2 separate regions of the Mus musculus genome follow, and region 2 is linked to region 1. A link is a contact called in ENCODE Hi-C data. All regions are on one chromosome and are shown on one strand. The core of a region is the stretch at or near the end of the contact, and the rest is flanking DNA. Distances in the headings are between cores, read along the strand shown. Region 1 holds the start of Purg (purine-rich element binding protein G). Region 2 holds the start of 1700104B16Rik (a long non-coding RNA gene).

Evidence for each region. Hi-C counts contacts between places; a loop is a spot of excess contacts on that map.
Region 2: a map of heart shows a loop between it and region 1 (4-fold over the local background). The contact joins the promoter of 1700104B16Rik here to the promoter of Purg in region 1. A Hi-C loop is called at or near these places in 10 of 37 maps with a recorded cell type or tissue (T-helper 17 cell, T-helper 2 cell, gastrocnemius and 3 more).

The regions. Positions count from the first base shown.
Region 1 is chr8:33,382,785-33,388,536 of GRCm38, forward strand. It overlaps Purg (purine-rich element binding protein G), which reads left to right and starts at 3,058. Exons shown (of 2, transcript NM_001382855.1): 1 at 3,058-3,279; 2 at 3,546-5,752. The coding sequence starts at 3,552. The coding sequence ends at 4,604. Wrn (Werner syndrome RecQ like helicase) reads right to left here and starts at 2,743. Exons shown (of 34, transcript NM_011721.4): 1 at 2,558-2,743.
Region 2 is chr8:33,729,369-33,735,120 of GRCm38, forward strand. It overlaps 1700104B16Rik (a long non-coding RNA gene), which reads right to left and starts at 3,119. Exons shown (of 2, transcript XR_004691281.1): 1 at 2,421-3,119; 2 at 1,166-1,709. It overlaps Gtf2e2 (general transcription factor II E, polypeptide 2 (beta subunit)), which reads left to right and starts at 2,699. Exons shown (of 8, transcript NM_026584.3): 1 at 2,699-2,761.

The DNA.
Region 1 (5,752 bases), core at 1,808-4,307:
TTAACTCAAACTGAATACAAAGATCAACTCAAATATAACAGCTAAACCTTTTCGGGGTTTTTCTAAAGGGGGGGTTAAAATGAAATTATCAGAGAATAGATGAAAAATGTGTGCCTTTGGAAATGGTAATAGATTTAATATATTAACATATACAGATAATAAGCTGAGCATCATCAAAATTTCGCACTGTGTGAAACATTATTGAAAAGTGAAAAAGTTCCAGCATCGTAGAGCATGCCCAGAGTCCCAGCACTTGGCGAGCAAAGGAAGGGGATCAAATTCAAGGAGAGTTTGTATCTCAGCATCCCCCAACAAAGAAAAAAAAAAAAAGCACAAAACATGATGGCTTGCAACATGTGTATATATATACACACACACATACATATATATATATATGATGACAGTTTCATATTCAAATGAAGAGCTCCTACAACTGAATAAATTAAAAACCCAAATTTGAAAACAGGCAAAGGACTATGTTACATTCTTTACCAGTGAAGTGTAGCCATTAAATACATGAAAAGCTGCTCAATGACATTAGTCATTAACCAAAGCCCAAATACCAAATACAAAGCAAAACAAACAAGATACTACCCCATGTCACCCACTAACAGAATTACAATAAGAAAGGATTTAAAAAAAAAAAAAGAGTAAGTTTTGACAAGGCTTTGGGGAAACTAAGACACTTGTGCATTACTCCTGTGTGAAAGTTCGGCAGTTACTCAAAAAGCTTATCACAGAAGCCAGAAAGTCCCATATAAAGAGATACATCAAAAAACTTTAAAGCAGGGACACAGATACACACAACATTCAGGGCAAAGGAGAAACCAACCTATCAGTAGTATAAAAGATAAGCAAACTATCGCACATATGCACAAGGAACCATTCATTCACTAATTCAGCCTTAAAACAGGAATTAAGCTCAGCTCTGAACAACAGCATAGATGGGCCTTGAAAAGGAAACCTTGCTGGATGGACGGAGCCACATCTGTCAGGTGCAAAAGAACAAATGGCTCTATTTACATGAAGTATCTGAAATGCATGGATTCATAAGAGAAGTGAAATATTACAAAAATTTCTGGGGCCTGGGAAGAGGAGGCCATAGAGTTATTGCTTTATGGCTGCAGAGTCTCTGCTTAGGATGAAGAGCAAGTTCTGGAAGTAGGGCTAGGGTGTGCGCAGTAAAAGAATAGGTATTTATAGCATGGGCAATGCCCAGCATCCAAAAACAGACAAACAAGAACCCAAATCAACAACAAAGAACGTGGTAGCAGTAGATAGCGGCGACATTTGCACATGCAGAGTGTAATTTATTATCACTGAACTGTACTTAAAATTATTAAACTGGCAAATTATAGTGTGTGTGTGTGTGTGTGTGTGTGTGTGTGTGTGTGTGTGTGTTTCCCTGAAAACTCGACCAGAGCTTCCCAACACTTCAGGATGACACACCAGATTCCTAACATAGTCATGAATCCTGCATAATCTCTCTGATCTCTAAGAGCAGGCCCCTTTTCTCTACCCTAAAGGCCTTTCTAGGTTACTCTTACTCCAAGCAGCCTCCTTCAGGCTTGCACTTTCTTTCCTGTCCCATAGACACTTCCTTCACAGTGAGGACCTATTGGGAATTGTACCTCCCAACACCCACTGGCCCTCACCCGTCTTTCTTTCATTTTCACTTTGTCAATACTGCACTTGGCATTTTGTGTATCTCTTTCCGCTAAATTGTGAGCTCAAAAATGGGTAAATTTTCTGTTTCATTCATTTTGTTATCTCAGCAGCGCTCAACAATTATATGCTGAATTAGCAGAGCTGGGATGCCATTCAATTGAAGAGCGCTGTATCAAGCAGGTGAGTGGTCCCAGTCTGGGGTTCCATCCTCAAAGCAAGAGGAGACACAGGGGACAACTAGTATACAACGACATCGAGTACCAAACTGCCCTATACGCCGCAGGCTTTGCATACAATCTCTAATAAAAGATCAAGAGGGCATGACAGGGTAGGCCGTACTCTCTTGAGTTCGAGGACAGCCTGGGCTAAAAGTGTGAGGGGCTACAGAAGAGAAGCCGGGTCTCAATAAAACCAAAGGGAAAAATAAGGCTGAAATTTGTTATTTGGGGACTCTGGATTAGCATCCTAAAGAGTTTTTTGCTCTCCAGGTTTTTACATATCAGGTCTATGGGAGAACGAGTCATATTCAACAAGACCAAATGCTCATTAGTACAATGACTTAACCTTAAGAGGTCCAAAACAATTTGCTCAGTAGTGGAAAGTCGGTTGCCTCCCCGGACTCAGTTACCTCTGCCTCCGAAGCGCTATAAACAGCAGCTGGGGCGGAAGAGGCGGGAAAGCCCACTGACGGGACCAGAGGAGGCCTGTGGCTCCGAGGCCCCTTTCCAGGGGATCTGAAGGAGAAAGGAGGCAAGGCTCCCTTTCCAAGAATCTCCCCAACACAACCCCAAGAGAAAGCCTCGTGGGAGAGAGAAACAAGCGTCCGAGATGCGTAGATATAGCCCAGGGTACGCAAAGGGGAGAGGCAAAAGCGGGGAAGGCACGTTACCCTGAGAAGAGCCAGATCTAAGGGTCTTCTCCTCCAGCAGGATGATTTATGGAGGACTGAGAACCAAAGCCCAGGACCCAGGCATCGAGAGAGGCCTCACATTTACTAACTTTATACCAACGGGCGCCTCGGTGCACTTCTGGTCTGGCGACTGCCCTTCCCTGCACTCCGCCCGCGGCCCCGCCCAACCTCTCCCAGCCGCGCCGCCCTCCCACCCACCGCAGCCACCCCGCGCAGCACGCATGCTCAGAGCTGACGGCCGCTGGGCACGCTGGGAAATGTAGTCTCAACGCAGGTGCGGGTGAGTCGCGGGAAATCACAACCCTCCCGCCACCTCTCCTGCCGGCTCTCTCGCACGCCGGGTCCCCGCGCGCTGTCTGCCGTCAGGGCGCGCCCGGAGGCAGAGCCCGAGTCCCCCGTCTTTCCGCTAGCGCGGCTGGGGAGGCGGGGTCCCAAGCCCGGCCCCTCAGGCAGCTCCCCGCCTCCCTCCCGCCCTCCCCGCGGCGTCGGGCCGGTGCCCGAATCCAGGCAGCGGCCGCAGGAGGCGCGGCGGCGGCGGTGGGCGCCGCAGGCGATGCCCCTGCCCCGCTGCTCCGGCGGGGGGCAGAGCGCGCGGCGGCGGCGGCGGCGGCGGGGAAGGAGGCGGGGGGCGGCGGCGGAGGGGCCGAGAGCTGGCGGCGGCGGCGGCGGTGGTCGTGAAGGGCATCGGTGACGGAGATGATGTGAGTGTCGGCTGGCTGGGACCCCCGGGGCTGCCGAGCCGGAGCTGGGCGGCTGGCAGCGTACGGGAATCGGAGCGGGAGGCCTGGGGCGGCAGAGGGGATGCTGTGTGCGCGGTGCGGAGCCGGCCGAGGCCGGAGCGCGAGAGCCGGGCCAGAGTAGGGGTTCCGGGCGGCGGCAGCGGGGGCAGTGCGGACCCAGGGGCGTCTGCGATTGTTCTCAACACCCCTCCCCCATCCCACCCCGTGTGTCTGTTTGTCACTTGCAGCTGAAGATGGAAAGAGCCAGGCGAAGGGGAGGCGGCGGCAGCGGCGGCGGCCGTGGCCGCGGAGGCAAGAATGTAGGGGGCCCTGGCCTAAGCAAGAGTAGACTCTATCCCCAGGCCCAGCATTCTCACTACCCCCACTACTCCGCGTCAGCCACCCCTAATCAGTCTGGGGGCACATCCGAAATCCAGGAGCTAGCCTCCAAACGTGTGGACATCCAGAAAAAGAGGTTTTACCTAGACGTGAAGCAGAGCTCCCGGGGCCGCTTCCTAAAGATAGCCGAAGTCTGGATAGGGAGAGGCCGGCAGGACAATATCAGAAAGAGTAAACTGACCCTCTCCCTGTCGGTAGCAGCAGAGCTGAAGGACTGTCTAGGCGACTTCATCGAGCACTATGCCCATCTGGGCCTGAAAGGCCACAGACAGGAGCATGGCCAGAGCAAAGAGCAAGTCTCCAGGAGGCGGCAGAAGCACTCTGCACCCTCCCCACCGGTGTCAGTGGGGTCAGAAGAGCATCCTCACAGTGTCCTCAAAACGGACTATATAGAGAGGGACAATAGGAAATACTACCTGGACCTAAAGGAAAACCAACGAGGTCGCTTCCTAAGGATTAGACAAACCATGATGCGGGGCACTGGCATGATCGGTTACTTTGGCCACAGTTTGGGCCAGGATCAGACTATTGTCCTCCCAGCACAAGGTATGATTGAATTTCGTGATGCCTTGGTTCAGCTGATTGAAGACTACGGCGAAGGAGACATAGAAGAACGAAGGTGTGGAGACGACGACCCACTTGAACTCCCAGAGGGGACCTCTTTCAGAGTGGACAATAAAAGGTTCTACTTTGATGTGGGCTCTAATAAATATGGAATTTTCCTGAAGGTAAGTGAGGTGAGACCGCCTTACCGTAATACTATTACTGTTCCGTTCAAAGCTTGGACAAGGTTTGGGGAGAATTTTATCAAGTATGAAGAAGAGATGAGGAAAATTTGCAACAGCCATAAGGAAAAGAGAATGGATGGCCGTCGGGCCAGTGGTGAAGAACAAGAATGCCTGGACTAGCGTGAAATTGAACTCCAGCAGGCAGAATTTAGAAATCAGTAATTGGCTAAACGTACTGATCCGTAATCATGATCATTTGAAGAAGTTTCTCCTCTTTTGGGCCCTCTGTTATTAGTAATACCTCTAATAGTTTATACTTAAAAGGAGTCTGATTCTCATGTTATGTTATACATAGATCACTATAATTCTCATGGGAATTCCAACCTCCCCAGAGCCAAATAGTTTAGCTGCTTCAACTGCTCCAGACTATTGAAGTATGCAGATCAGCACAGAGTGTGACATTCTGACCTTTAATCACGATAACTTAAGATTTACATTGCACTATGACAGAATCTTGAAAATGATGATACATAGACTTAATACAAAAGTGTGAATTTCTATTTAACAAATCCCACCCCCAAAGAAAGTCCCATACTTTGTTAAAAGTTCGTACTTTGTTAAAAAGTTGCAAAGTTTACCTGTAGGACCATTACCACAGAAACAGAGATTGACCTCAAGTGTAGTATATTTCTTTATGAAAGTACTAGTAGGAATATATTCTCATTGGGTAACTGAGTATTAACTAGTACCACTAAAATACAAATATTATTAGACAATTAGACCTTTGAAATACAATGTCATATTCCTTAGCAGTTACTACTATATACAGAATTCTATAATTTCAAATTTTGTGGTAACCCTACAGTTTTAGTTGCCATATCAAAGCCACGGAAGAGTTTTAATTCATTATTCTAGCTAATTGCAATCTAATCTTCTGTTTCCTATTCTATATATTTCATTGACTTTCCAAAGTTTTGGAAATTATGCTTATGTCACTGTTGTGAGGGAGGCTTCACCCAGTGGCTTTGTTATGGAAATTTTGATGTTTTAAAACAGCCTTTCATGATAATTTGGAATTGTTTTTCCTTAAAAATCTGTCATGAACTTTCAAAGTGTATTTTATGCTTTCCCACTCGTGCATAAGGGTTGGTGCACCAGCTCACTGGTGTAAAGATATATCTACTGATATATATTTTTTAGTAGGGCTCTTATATTGGCTGCCCTTAAAACCATGTCAAACTTACAGTATAAACCTGACTTTTACACATACTTTTAACTCCAAAAGAAAAAAGTTGTTGTTTTTGGTTTTGGTTTTGGTTTTTTTGCTG
Region 2 (5,752 bases), core at 1,869-4,368, 350 kb after region 1:
ACTTCAGTGTTGTACAGTTTGCCTCTGCCTCCCCCTCCCCTAGCATTAGAATGGCACCACCCATAAAACCCCCCCCTTAATGAGGATGTTCTGAGGAGACATCCTCTCCGCCTCTGTGTCTCCAAAAACCAAACACTCCTGCTGATAAGCAGCAACACTCCAGGTGCCTGTCCTTGAGACCTTAGAGAAATAACAAGCTCAAGGGAGACCATGGGAAAAAAGTAAACAGAGGTCAGGTCACAGTTACGAATGGCCATAAAATTAGTCCTTGAACAGACACCCATTAACACCCCCCCAATTCAGTACTATTCTACCCTCTACTCCCCTTTTCCATGAATATTCACACTATTCTAACTATATTGTATATAAATCCAATGTTTTCTGTCTGGACTCAGGGTCGCTTGCCAACATTCACGCAGTGAGTGCTGGGTTGACTATCTGAGTTCAAACTTGAAACAATAAAAGACTCTTTAGTGAGTTGCAGCAGACTTTGACATTCTTGGGCTCATCTGGGTTTCCTGTGGACTCAGAGCACAACAATGGCAAATGCTCTTAATCCCAGCAGAGCGTGGAGGCAGGGGGATCTTTTCCTCCAATCCCATTGCCTCTACATCAGCTTCTGCCTTCAGGTTCCTGCCCTGACTTCCCTCAGTGATGGCGTTAAGGTTTGTATAAGCTTGGCCCAGGGAGTATCATTATTAGAAGGTGTGGCTTGTTGGAGTAGGTATGGCCTTGTTGGAGTAGGTGTGTCACTGTGGTGTGTGGGCTTTAAGTCTCTCATCCTAGCTGCCTGGAAGTGAGTGTTCTGCTAGAAGCCTTCAGATGAAGATGTAGAACTCTTAGCTCCTTCTGTACCATGCCTGTCTGGATGCTGCCATGTTCCTGCTTTGATGATAATGGACTGAACCTCTGAACCTGTAAGCCAGCCCCAATGAAATGCTGTCCTTATAAAAGTTGCCTTGGTCATGGTGTCTGTTCACAGCAGTAAAGCCTTACTAAGACAGATGGACTGTTACCTGGACGTGTAAGCTGAAATAAACCCTTTCCTCTCCAAGGGTTTCATTACGTTGTTTCATCCCGGTAACCCTAAGACTGTATGCATGTTTGGCACTGGATGTATACAAGAGGGGTGTGGTGAAGAAACTGCCAACATGACCACCCCATGTTATGGCTAAGGTTTTTATTGGAGACATGAGAGTGAGAACAGCCACAGGGATCTGGAGAGTCCAGGGCAGAGAGAGAAAGTAGTAGATTGACCATGTGTAGCAGACTGGGCTTTGCCAGGACTGTCTACAAGAAACGGGAAAATGGCCACTGATAGAAAATAGGGGAAGCTTATTGAGAAAAGCAGCAGCAGGAGCGGAGAAGAGTGAACAAGAAGAATGAGTAATCGGTGGGCGGGTGGGAAGGGCCAGGGGACTGGTGAGCAGGCTTTGAAATGTATAAGTGCTTGTAGGGACTGAGGGAGTCTGGAGGCTGCCGGGCTTGCACCTTGTGCTGACATGTTAATTGGAGAGCCATAAGTCACTTTTGCTGGAGGAAAGGGAAATGAGTCATTTTCCTAGACAGAAACTAGAGCTTCACAAGTTCCGGAGGAATGCCGCCGTCTTTTGTCAGTTGTTAGAACTCCTCGTATAGTCCAGATTAAGTTAACTAGTGGATCTTCGGACTGTCATTTGAAGTTTGAAGAATTGGACTCTCCTTTGGACCTGACAAAAATTTAGTTATACAAAGTTAGTTTCTGCATCATCACTAGTATCCTATGTTGGGGGGGGGGCGGGACATACAAAACTAAGACCCAAAGTAATTAGTACTAATAAACTACAGCTATGGGATATTTAAATACTGGATTAGGCTGTACAAACAAGGATAGTTGTAGGGTGCAGGATGGGCCAATTATTATTATTTGTTGTTGTTGCCAAATATCGCACCCACATCTTATATTGTCCCCCAAAAAATCAAAGACAGGTCACAGGTATGAAAAGAGCCGGTGTTCGAAGCGCAGAAGCTGAGCTGTAAGTTTTGAGGTTGAAGTCCAGAAGTTGAATTCTATGTTGAGTTTGCCTTTGCTAGACTGTCCCTCCCACCCCCAAGCCCCCCGCCACTTGTTAAAGGTGGTTCTGGTGAGTGGTATTTGAAATAAAATAAAAAAGCTTGGCATGGAGCAGCACTTGGTAGGCCGAGGCAGAACGATCTCTGCAACTTTAATTCAAGTTCCAGGCCAATCAGGGCAACACAGGAAGACCTTGTCTCAAATAACCAAAACCACCCACCCTCCAAAAAATATGACAGATTTATTGGTAATGTTGCCGGTTGGGTTAGACTCCAGAGCCGGCTGAAGGAGCTGCTCCGACTTTGTGCCAAGAAAAGCGGCTTTCCGTTCTTCCCTAGAGCAGAGCTGGTAGAGTAAACGTGGCTACCGGCAGCCTTTGAGCGCGCTCCGGTCGTCATGGAAACTCGGGGCGGAGCACGCCGTGACGCAGGCGCCTTTTCGGAGCGGCGTCGCGGTGGTTGCTGGGAGCGAGCGTCCTAGCCGCCGCACCAGGAAGTGGAGGGCGGGGCCGGGGCTGTGTCGCCAACGCCACCACCACGGCCGCCTCGGGTTCGACCCCCTTGGCAGGTCCGTGTTGGGCGTGCGCGCCGCGACGGCGGCGGGGGGCGGGAAGCGGGCCCGCGGTGGGCGGGTGTGTGCGTGCGTGAGTGCGTGCGTGCGTGCGGCCGAGGCGGAGGCTGGGAGGCGGCGCGGGCTGCGGGCGCTGAGGTAGGGACTGCGGCGGCGGGCGAAGGGGGACGAGTCCCGCGTGGGACTCGGCTGCCCCGAAGCGGGACGCGTCTTCCGAGGGGACGCGCGCGTGGACGCCACGCCGCCGAGCCGTTCTCCAAAGCCGAGCCCCCGAGAGGAGGGGCTCGCCCCAGCCAGCATTGTCTTTTAGGCCGGACGTCCATACAGCAAACTTTCGGGTTGGAAAGCGGGAAGGATTCCGGGTGGGCGAGCGGATGGTGCCGACCGCTTCTTGGCCACAACCACAGCAGCCGAGCTCATCCCTGTGTGGAGTTGGGGGGACCACCATGGCGTCCCCTCCCGACTGGCTTTTCTAATGCTGCTTTAAACTTTTTGAGGTTGTGAGTTTTCGGAGGAGTCGAGAGGTATTTTCCCGATCGAACTCTGCGCTCCGTTTTCCTGATGTGCTCCGGTACTCGGGGGCGAGCCGTGAAGCGAGAGACAGAGTAGACAGACAGGCTGCTGGAAGATTGCAGATTCTGGGGTAGGAAAGAACTGGACAGTGGAGCCTGAAGATTTGAAATGTTAGTTTTCCGGTAGCTATCCACCGTGAAACGTACCAGCTCTCGGTCGTAACATCCTGTTCGGGGCTTTTGATTGACCAGATTAATGTAAAGTAGACGTGGATATAGTTTCTTTACCACCCAGGTTAGCCCTAAGATGTGCACTGCAGTACAGATGTTGGTTGCAAAAGGAGGAAAAGTTAGTTGGAACTCCGGAGAGTAAACCGCTTGCTCTGGGTGCCTTTGTTGGTATCATCATATAGAGAGGTCTCTCTTATTTCAGAAAGCTTTGCTAGGGTTCCAGGGCTGGGACACATGACTTCTTACTTAGTTGTGCCACTTCTATTCAGGTTTTATGTGTTAAAATTAGCCATAGCACTAATGCTTAGTCTTTCAGACTTGTGGGCATTATGTAGTTAGGTTTTTCTAAGTTGTACAGGTTTGATCTGTCCTAAAGTCTTTATTTGACGTCCAGATTAGTCATCTGACCTTATGAAGTAAAATGTTCCTGTTTTAGGAGTTGCAAACTGCCTGTTTCCTCAGTCTTCTCACGTTGTGAATTTTTTCTTATTTTCATGCTTTCCCTACTCATACCTCTCTCACTTGCATATTAAGTTAATGTTAATTTCTTACCTAATACAACCAAAATAACAATTACTCTTGAAAAAAAATCTTTCATAAATACTTCCTCACTTTTAGAGTTGAGCCAAGTATGTACAACACTGATAGTGCCCCATTCCCCAGACCTAGGAGGAAACTACATTTAGAGCAGTTCTGTAGATTATTTGCTCAAATGTTAGGAATTGAAACTGGGAGGAGCAGATGTTTTACTCTTAGACCAGGGACTCTTCGACTCTTCTTACATAAAGTTCACAGTGAGTTTTCCATATGAGTGCTTTTTTTTTTTTTTAAATCCCTTTGGATCAAGATTGAACCTGTCACACTGCCACTTGCCTCCAGCAAGCTATATCTCCAGTCTCCATCTCCCTGTTATTTAATCAAGGAACTCAGTGTGTGTGGAACCAGTTAGGATGCTCCGGCTTTCCTGAAGATGTACGTGGAAGCAATACTTAGTAAAAACTGAACTTGAGGTTAACGCTGTTTTGCTAGGCTAGTGACTTAGTACTTTAATGATGCTAGGCAGCTGCCGTGAGCTCCCAGTCGATATCACAAAGGCACAGTTGATATGCTGTTGTGTACCAGGTTGCTAGGCATTTATGTTCAGTACAAAAGATGGATTGAATGCATTTTTTTTCAACTTAAAATATTTTCAGTGTATGAAAGGGTTATCATTGGAAGTAGCCTCTGTAGAGTGGTCTTTCCCCCCTGACTGAACACTAGTGTGAAATTCATTCACAGGGGCAAGAGTGAGCTTTTCTGAACCGTGCTGCAGAGTGCTAGGAAGAGAAAAGACTTTTTGTAAGATTCATGGTGATTCAACTGGTGGTTCTTGTGTTCTGGTTGTGTTGAGATTGCTTAAAAATGCTTATAAAACTACAGTTTTATAACTGGGGGTGGGGTGGGGGGGAGGAGCGGGAATGATCATTTAGTTTTACCTCCTAAATCAGGAATTTTCTGTACACTTTTACCCCTCCAGTGTCTTTCTATGTAGTCCTGGCTGTCCTAGAACTCTGTATGTAGACCCTTGCCTTGAACTCACAGAAATCTGCTTGCTTCTGCTCCAGGTTAATTGCTGAGATTAAAGGTGTGCAACCACTATGCCCAGCTTCTATAGATGTTTTTAATACCTTAATCCAGCTTTCTTAATTAATAAGAGGGCACTGGTTTTTAAAACACACCATTTAATTTATAGCAGTTCCACTCCTCCCCTTTCCTTCCCTTTTCTTCCCTTTCCCATCCCCTCCCCCTTCTCCCCCTTCCTTCTTCAATGAGCCTAAATATGCTTTCTAACTTCTAGAGCACTGGTACACAGTATATAATGTGAGCTTCAAGTGTGAGTTATGCTTGTAATTAAAATTTGTGTGTGCTGAGGATTTAACCCAGGGCCCCATGAAACAAGGCAAGTGCTCTATCAGCTGAACTATATCCTCAGCTAGAGCCAGCTGGGGAGGATAATTTCTCTGTCTCTGTGTGCGTATGTATATATAATAACGTATATATGTATGTATACATATATGTATGTATGCATGTGTATTTTATAGAAATACTTAAGTCATTTATTGCCATTAAGTTACAAGTCTGAGTCTATACACTGGAAAACACTGAAACTTTTTACCTCAGGAAATTATTTGTCAGTATTTGGCTAACTGAAGGATATATTGTTGTCATTAAAGAGAAAGTCAAGAATTTTGAATATGAAAGTTCTTACAGTTACAAAATTTTGTTCCCTTTGATTTTTATTACACAAATCCCAATATGTGAACATCACTATATATGCATACTCCATATTACTGGAGATAACCACCATTCAGAATTATTAGTTACATATTTTGGACTGCTCTTGAAG